2 separate regions of the Homo sapiens genome follow, and region 2 is linked to region 1. A link is a loop called in an ENCODE intact Hi-C map of the cell type or tissue named here. Cell type or tissue: heart right ventricle. All regions are shown on one strand. Each heading gives the region's core, and the rest is flanking DNA. Links, peaks and the distances in the headings are about the cores only. Region 1 has its middle 130 kb from the start of C12orf75. Region 2 has its middle 120 kb from the start of CASC18.

Region 1 (4,403 bases), core at 251-4,250:
TGCTAACTTCTCACTGACATACATTTCTGGGGGCTTCTTCCCTTGCATTTTTCAGCTGAAAACAAACAAACACAAAAAACTTGAATGCCCCTGACTCTGGCCATCTAAATCCCATTTCCGGCTGCTGAAGCCCCTCCAGCTGAGACCCCAACAACCATCCCTTTTGGTTCCCCCTCACCCCAACCAGGTTTCGTAAGCAAGTGCTCCTCCACGTCCCAGAAGAGCCTAGCTAGAGTCCCCACCCTTCCACTAACCAGCTGTCAGCCCCAACCCAGACAGATCTGACCCCTGGAATTTTTTTTTTTTTAGCACTGCCTGTCATGCGGCTTGTTCCTTGGCCTCTCCTACCCAAGGGCAAAGCAAAGGGGTTCCAGGGACCCCAAGTGAAGAAGACAGAACTCTGAAGGGATGGTCAGACAATACATCATGGACAGGGCTCTGATTGTCTGATGTCAGAAATTCTGCAGATGGAACTGCCTATGAGTACACTCTCAGGCTACAGTCAAAGCAGTTACTCCCAGGGCGGGCAGGCATAGGGAAGGAATGTGAGAGCTCTACAGAGGTAGATGGAAGCTGCTGTCCGTGTTCTATTTTTCATGCTGTGGTCTTATTTAAAATAAGTAAATTAGTACCTTAATAAAAAAAAATTAAAAGAGGCCTTGCCCATGGGCCAATAATGAAAGCATTTCATGGACCAAGTATTTGTATGAATCTAGTTTGCACTCCTAGGTCAGATATGCACATATCTCTACAAGGCAAAAATTACTACTTGATGAATGAGTCCCCACACGGAAAATGGCTCTTAAGTTATGACTGGAAGGGGACACAAGCAGGGGGGGATGGTTCCCTGCAGTGCTGATAGCATTCTTTTTCTACATCTGGGTGCTAGTTACTTGGATGTGCTCATTTTGTGAAAATTCAGGGAGGTATGATATGCTCTTTTTTCTTTATGCTTCAAAAAAGTAGCAAAGAACATTAAACATTTTTTAATTGCTCTACTTGATCTGGATCTGTATCTAAGAGCAGCAACCACTCCAGGACACAACTGGGAGGACCCCACAATACTGTCTTCCGGTGAATTCCTTCAAGGAATGGCTTATTAGCTTGTGCCATGCTGAGTCACACTGGAGCTAAAGAAAAAAAAAAAACAACAGTAAAACTGATCCTGGCTTTGGTTTAATGTGTGATATTTTGTTCATCATTGATCATTGATTGTCTACATTGACTGTGACTATTTTTTAAGGACGTTGTATTAAAATGTTATCTATCTTGATTACTAAGCTTTTTGGTACTCCCTTAAATTTTGCATCACTATTCCTGACCCTGCTTGTACCCCCCAACAGCTCATCGTTGAGCTTGACCATGAAAACCTCAAATTCCCTCTTCCCCACAGAAATGTCTGTACTACCACGAGCCCAAAAGATGACACTCCCAATGAGGCTCTTGAGCTCCTTAATGACAACAGTGGCCTTCCCAGTGACTTCAAGTTAATAAAGAGCATCCACATAATCTCATTTATCCTCAGTCAGCTTGTGGGAAGGCATGAGTAGTATCCCAATTTTCAGGTTAAAATATGAGGTTTTGTTTTGATAGTAAAGCGAGATTTCCAAGATGACTTTGAGCAGGGACAGTGTTTAATTAATCTCTCTATGACATACAGTGTTTAGCACAACTTCTTGCAGCTCAAGGATCAGCCTGTATATCTTCAAATCCTGGATCCACCATTTCCTGGCTTGCTGTGTGACCCTCAGCAAATTACTGAATTTCTTTCAGCCTCTGTTTTCTCTTCAGCAAAATGGAGATCAGAATAATTGATTTTTATTGAGGATTAAACAAGGTTATCCATGAAAAGCACTTAGCAGTGTGTTTGACACAGACCAGGTATTTAATAATATGAACTATGATTATTGCCCACAGGACAGGCTTGAAAATATTCATGGAAAGGAATCTGATGCCAGTTCAGGCTGTCAGGATCAACTTTTGCTATGAGGCACCTTTTAGCTGTCATCAAATCACCTGGGAAGAGAGCTTTCAAAGCAATCTATTAGCAGAAAAATTATCTGAACTCTAGAAATAGGTGAAGAAGATTACCGAGCATTCCTTCACTGTAGTGCTGAATTTGACTTTCTATTTCCTGGGCTATTTTACAACTCTGTAGAGGCAGAGGCTGGCTCATGGAATTTTGTCTAGTCCAGATGCAAATAATTTCAGTCTAGGGGAGAAGATATCCCATAGATTGCAATACATATTAAATTGCATATATATATACACACACATATATATACACACACACACGCCTGTGTGTGTGCGTGTGTGTGTGTGTGTGTGTGTATCTCAAGCATCTTACATGCTTTTTGGACAGGTTTTAACATATTACTCCTTCTCTAATAAATGAGTTGAATAAAAAATCTTTGACATGCATCCCTTTTGTTATTGCATGTCTTTTTTGGTTTTGTTTTTAGAGTCACATTTTTTTAACCTTTGGAAAATCATACTTTAACACCATGCACAGAGATAAGGCTTTCTCTGGGGGCCCAGAGGAGGCTTTTAGGGAAGCCACATGATTCCTTGCTGAACAAAAACATCCCAGCAATACCTTTCAGGTTGGATTGGCCACTGAGCAGCCCTGAACCTGGCCCCCACCCCCGCCGCAGACACAGAAGGGATTCCAGCTGTAGGACTTCACTCCCAAGTGAGGCCGGGGAGCACTGACAGCTTTCCTTCCCTGCCTCCAAATAAGGATCCAGGTCAGTGCAGAGGCTGGGCCGGCTCCCTGGGGTTTACCAATTATTTGGCAAAGTGCAGAGATAACATTCTGTGCAAATTTCCTCACATTGTTCTGCCTGGCTCTAGGTATTCCCAGATAGAATAATCTAGAGATAAGTGATGGGAAAAGAAGCTAGTACCTGGGCCTCTCCACAAACACGCCCAGTCATTCCCACCACTACGTCCTCCACTCAAGATGTCTGTGACCTCATCTCACCTTCTCATTCTGCTACTTTCTGGCAAAACCTTCAGAATCCCAGTGGAAATCCCCTCCTCCTGGAGTCAGAATAAAATTTTGGTGTGGCCCAGTGGAGCTTATGGTAATAGACACTGCCTTTGAGCATGACTTTCATGGTGTCTGGTGGTGCCCATCAAAGGAGGAGCCACATTCCAGTATCCTCTTCCCCTCAGCCCAGCCCTCAATTTGCTTCCAGGAGGGACCTTATTTCCTCCTCTTGCTTCCATCCTATTCCCAAGCCCCTTCCTGATTAAAAGAGAAAATGTCTGATAAAACCCATCTTAGCCTTAAACATCTCATTCATTCAAATGATATTTAGTGAACTCTTCATATTTGTTAGATTTTGTGGTGGGTGCTGGGGTGACAATAGACCCTGGTTGTTCTTGGCATTTACATTCTATAGATAAGGAGGAAGACAGTAAATCACTACATAAATGAGTAAACAGATTATGGTGGATGCTATAATCTAAATAATGGGGTGGTAGAATATCTCCCTTAGATACAGTTATTAGAAAAATGTTATCCAAGAAAGAGACATTTGAGCTGACATGTAGAAGATGAACAAGAGGCCAGATTTGTGAAAAGGTAGAGGGAAAGGAATCAGAAACAGAGAGACTAGCAACTGCAGTGGTCCTGGATGTGAAAGGTCTGGCATTTTTGAGAAATGCTTAAGGGTACCCAGCCCCCAAGATCCCCTCCAGTGATTCTCACCTCCTGCGATTCATGTCCTTAAGCACTCCCCTCCCCCTCTGGATAGAGCTGATTTATGTAACCAAGAAGACATTTCAAAAGTGAAGGAATGTGCCTTCCAAGCCCAGGTCATAAAAGACATTGCAAATTCAGTCTTGCTCTCTTGAATTACTCAATTTATGGGACATGAGCTGCCATGTTGTAAGGATACTCAAGCAACTCAGTGGAGCAATACACATGGCAAAGAACTGAGGCTTTCTGCCAACAGCCATGTGAATGAGACCATCCTGAAAACAGATCTTCCAGCCCCAGTCAAGCCTCCAGATTATTGCAGCCCATGCTGACCATAGCCTTATGAGATCCCTTGAGACAGAGCCACCCAGCTAATTTTTAATTCCTGATCTTTGACTGCAGCTTTATGAGATCCTCTGAGCAAAAATCACCCAGCTAACTTTTAATTCCTGACCCAAAGAAACTATGAGACATTAAATGCTTATTGCTCTTGTTTATGTTAGTCTGTGGTAATTTGTTATACAGTCATAGATAACAAATATAACCACTCAAATATGGTGAACCAGGCAGAGAGTGATAGAAGATGAAGCCAGAGAGGCTAGCAGTAGCCAGGTCACATGGCCAGTGGAGGCTGCAGTAGGAGCCTGGATTTTATTCCAGGTTAGATGGAAACTTATTGAAAAGTTTAAGCAGCAGA
Region 2 (4,403 bases), core at 129-4,128, 120 kb before region 1:
ATTCTGTACAGGAGCTTTGTTCAATCCCCTGGCACGAGATTCCAAGCCAGTTACTTCAGGAGGCATAAAAGCAGAGTTGGTCACAAACTAGTTCTAAGAATCATCCTTTTTTCTTCCCCCAAGTTTAATATTGACCTAGACTACATGCGGTTGAAACCCAGCTTTGCCACCTATTAGCTGTGTAACATCTCTAAGCCTTTATTTCCTTTTCTGTAAAATGAAAATAATAGACATGTTAGAAGTATTAAGTAAGCTAATGCTTATAAAGTGCTGTGATGGTTAATTTTATATGTCAACTTGACTGGGCCCCAGGGTGCCCAGATATTTGCTTAGACATTGTTCTGGGTATATCTGTGAGGGGGCTCCTGGATGAGATGAACATTTGAATTGGCAGACTGAGTAAAGCAGACTGTCCCCTGCAACGTGGATGGGTCTCATCCAATCCATTGAAGGCCTGAATAGAGCAAAAAGGCGAAAAAGGGAGAATTCTCTCTCTCTGCCTATCTTCAAGCTGGGACATCAGCCTTTTCCTGCCTTGAGATTCAGACTCAGCCTAACACTTAGACCATTAGCTCTTTGGATGCTTGGACTTAAACTCAGACTGGAACTCACACCATCAATTGAACCTGGTTCTCAGGTCTTTGGCCTCAGACTGGAACTATACCGTAGGCTCTCCAGGGTCTCCAGCTGGCTGACTGCAGATCTTGGGACTTAGTCTTCATAACCACATGAGCCAATTCATCTATCTATCTATCTATCTATCTAATCTCTATCTATCTCCTCTTAGGTCTGTTTCTCTGGGGAACTCTGACTGATAACAAGTTCTTAGTACAATGCCAAGTACATAGTAAGCACTATATAGGAATTTATTGAATACATAATACATAACAAAAATGTATATGTTTTTGCCATATTTTCAAATACATTTCTGCAATTGACAAGTGTTATTAAGGATGAAAGTCATAATTATAATTATTACATTAACTATTTTTTATTAAGCTCCTAATAAACACTAATCTTTACAACAATCCAGAAATGCCTCTCTATTACTCCATCCTCTACCTCACTTCTATCTTGATCCAAACCACCATCACTCCATGCCTGCACTAGTTCAGTAGCCACTTATCTGATCCCCTGGTGTCCACTCTGACCTCCCATAGGGTATCAGGGGTGTCTTTTAAAATAGTAAATCAGAGCTCATCATCTCCATATCCAAAACCTGCCAGTGACTACCCATCTAATAGAGTGGCCGAGCTGGATTCAATTTTGTCATAAGTAAGAATTTAAGATGATCACTATATCCAAAACACTATGTGTCTTATGCTATTATTTTCCCTTTACCAGAGTGAGTAAATTGAGGTTCAGGGAGAATACGTTGCTTATCAAAGGCTGCTCAGTAAGTTAGTGACGGGGCAAGGATTTGAGCTCTGTCTGTCTAAATCCATAATTGTTGTTCTCAATCACAGTGATGAATGGATGGCATGTAATTAAAGAGTGCAAGGACCCCACACCACAGGTGTTCTCCACCCATTTCCAGGCCGGGAAGTTTGGGAAGGGTCAATGTTAACCTCTTGATCACCTTTCCCCTGTCACAGACAGGAGAAAGGATATGGGGTGTTCTCTCTGGTCACAGGCTCCAGCTCCTTGGATGGCAATGAGACTCAGTCCCCACAGAGCTTTCCTGTAGGCTTCCCTGTGCACCTCCTGCCTGCCTCCTTCCATGGCTCAGCTTAACTTTCCCATTGCCCTGTCTTTGTACTCCTTCCCCAGAATGTTCCTAGCCTTGACACAAAAGAAATGCCTAAGCCACAGCAAACATCCATCTGAAATATCTGACATTCCGTGTCCAGTAACATAGCAGGAGGAACTCTGATACACAGACACCCTACTGATTCTGTGTTTATGTTGTCCTTTGAGACAGACTAGCTGGGTAATAAAATGATCCCAACCTCCAGTGTATGATTTCTACCATTTGGATGCCCGTTTCACGTTAATCAGTAATCAACTTTTCAGTCTAATATTATGTATTCTTCATTCCTGATTATTACGAATAACTTAATTCAACTATTTTCATGGTTCATGTATGTATTTTATTTTATATTTAAATATTTTTAGATTCATATATAGTCTTATGTATTGTATATATCATATGATTACATGTCTATGACTGCAACTTAGTTACTAGCTAAATGCTGACAACTCCCAAATTTATACCTCCATTCCAGACATTGCTCCTAAGTTCCAGACCCATATATCCAGCAAGCCACTCAACATCCCACTTTCATGTCTCCCAGACATAAAAGTTCAGCAAGTCCAAAACTAACTCATGATCTCCCTTCCAGAGCCTGTTTGTCTTCCCATGCTCAGTAAATGTCAGCCACCCTCCCACCAGGTGTTCAAGCTAAAAACCGAGATGCCATCCTTGGCACCACCTTAGCATGCATTCCCAAATCCTGACTACCTTGCCTCTTAAACTCATTCAATTATCAGTCTACTCATTTAACAATTATTTATTTTGCAGCGTTGTATTAAAAATGAATGATATAATGGTAAACAAGATAGACATGTCCTTGTCTCTCAGAGCTCATAGTCATAAATCACAACAGCACATTTTGGTGAATGAATGAAGAGAGTTTTACACAGGATTGAGACTTCATATAGTTTCATTAATGGGCAATCACATATTCTGTGTTAGATCTCATCATGGACCATCTATAAAGAGGTAAAGTATAGTGTCTAAAGGCATGAACTTTAAAATCAGAATTATCTGATCAATAAGTTGATATGCTTTTATTACACACCTATTACATGCTAAGCACTTCGTAGGCATTAGGAATTCGGCTAACAATAAGCAAAGTCTTTGCACCCCCAGCATCTTGGAACACTTTCCTGGGTTTGAGAAACTCCCCATCTTGATGGACTGACAAATTTATTCCCTCTAAGGAAGACATAAGCTTACTTCCTCAAAGTCCCTTGCAGCTAAGTTGCAGGCATGTAATCTGGGCTCAGCCTATCAGAAGCCTCCATAAACTATTTGACGCAAGGAAAGTGGTATCAGGAACAATTTGTTTAAACAAGTGTGGTAACAGCTACATCCATCTCTCAGAGGCAGTAGTAGGAGATGTTTTAGCATAAGTGACCTAGTGGTTACCTTAGGAGTATAAGGTGTTGAACTAATTCAGTGATTCAGCCGGTGACTTGGTGAGCATTTCATGTTTGGTTCACCAGGGTCACTCAATATCTTTTATAAAATTTCTTATTTGTTTCCACTAACCAATATTGGGTTCTGTTGTTTGTAACTAAGAATCCAAGGTGATACACCTAGGTTGAATCTCAGGCCTTCAATATATTAGCTGGATGTTTCTGGGTAAATTATTTAACTTCTTTCACCCTCAGTTTCCTCATCTGCAAAATGAAAAATATTCAGTGCAATAACTCATGGGCTTGTTGGGAAGGTTGGTGGGGGTTTTCATTAGAATTTTCCAGCCTTGATGTCTCAATATGCTCTTCTTAAATAACTGTCATTCTAAGAATTCAAGGAATGGATTTTTGTTTCTCTCCCTTCTTTGGTTCCTTCTACCTTTTCCTGGGCAGAATCTTCTGGAGCTTCCAGTCAATTCATGCAACTTTGAGAATTAGAACCAGGCCTCCTGTAAAGAAGGTAGGATTCAGAGGAGTCAGGCAGACCTGGGTGTAATCCTTGATCTGCCACCTCCCAGCTGTATAAGCTCAGGTGAATCGCTCAGCATTGCATTGCACATTTTAATTGCAGAATGTGATTTTCCATGTCCCTGCACACATCACCAAATTCCGGAAAATGAACCCCTTGTAATGTAAGTGCTATTGTTTGCCAGTGGTTTATCGGATAGCAGGGGAAAATAGCCATGCTGTCATACCATCAGCTCCTTTGACTCAGCATTTAACAGTTTGCCGTGTTTCTATATCATTTGATATTCACAACAACCTGGACTGAGCTGTGCAGAATCGCTGTCCTAATTGCCACTTCACAGAAGAAATTGACAGTCAGAGAAGTTGAGTCCAAGTCAGTACTTTTTCTGCTATACCCAAGTTTTAGGGGTGAACAGGACATTTCAATTATATATTTTGTCTTCTGGACTCAAAATGATATTTAAAAGACAATCAATTGGCCAAGTCTGGTAGCTCATCCCTATAATCCTAGCACTTTCGGAGGCCAAGGTGAGGAATTATTTGAGCCCAGGAGTTTGAGACAAGCCTAGGCAACATGGGAAACCCCCTCTCTACCAAAAAAGATACAAAAATTAGTCAGATGTGGTGGTGCGCACCTGTAGTCCCAGCTACTGGGAAGCTGAGGTGGGAGGATCGCTTCAGCCATCGGGGTGAGCTGAGATTATGCCACTGCACTCCTGGGCGACAAAGCAAGA

Evidence for each region. Peaks named below come from ENCODE experiments on the same cell type or tissue, not always from the same donor. Only the 100,000 strongest peaks of a DNase experiment are listed, where the experiment ranks them.
Region 2: a loop joins it to region 1, with 2.1 times the contacts of the local background. A loop is called at or near these places in 1 of 110 quality-filtered maps.

The regions. Positions count from the first base shown.
Region 1 is chr12:105,458,461-105,462,863 of GRCh38, reverse strand. No RefSeq gene overlaps it. Among named protein-coding and RNA genes, the nearest start is that of C12orf75, 130 kb to the right of the region's middle. In heart right ventricle, for the core only: no CTCF peak of the experiment used is centred there; a DNase peak (open chromatin) is centred at 2,707; H3K27ac peaks cover 2,303 bases.
Region 2 is chr12:105,582,703-105,587,105 of GRCh38, reverse strand. No RefSeq gene overlaps it. Among named protein-coding and RNA genes, the nearest start is that of CASC18, 120 kb to the left of the region's middle. In heart right ventricle, for the core only: no CTCF peak of the experiment used is centred there; no DNase peak of the experiment used is centred there; H3K27ac peaks cover 1,276 bases.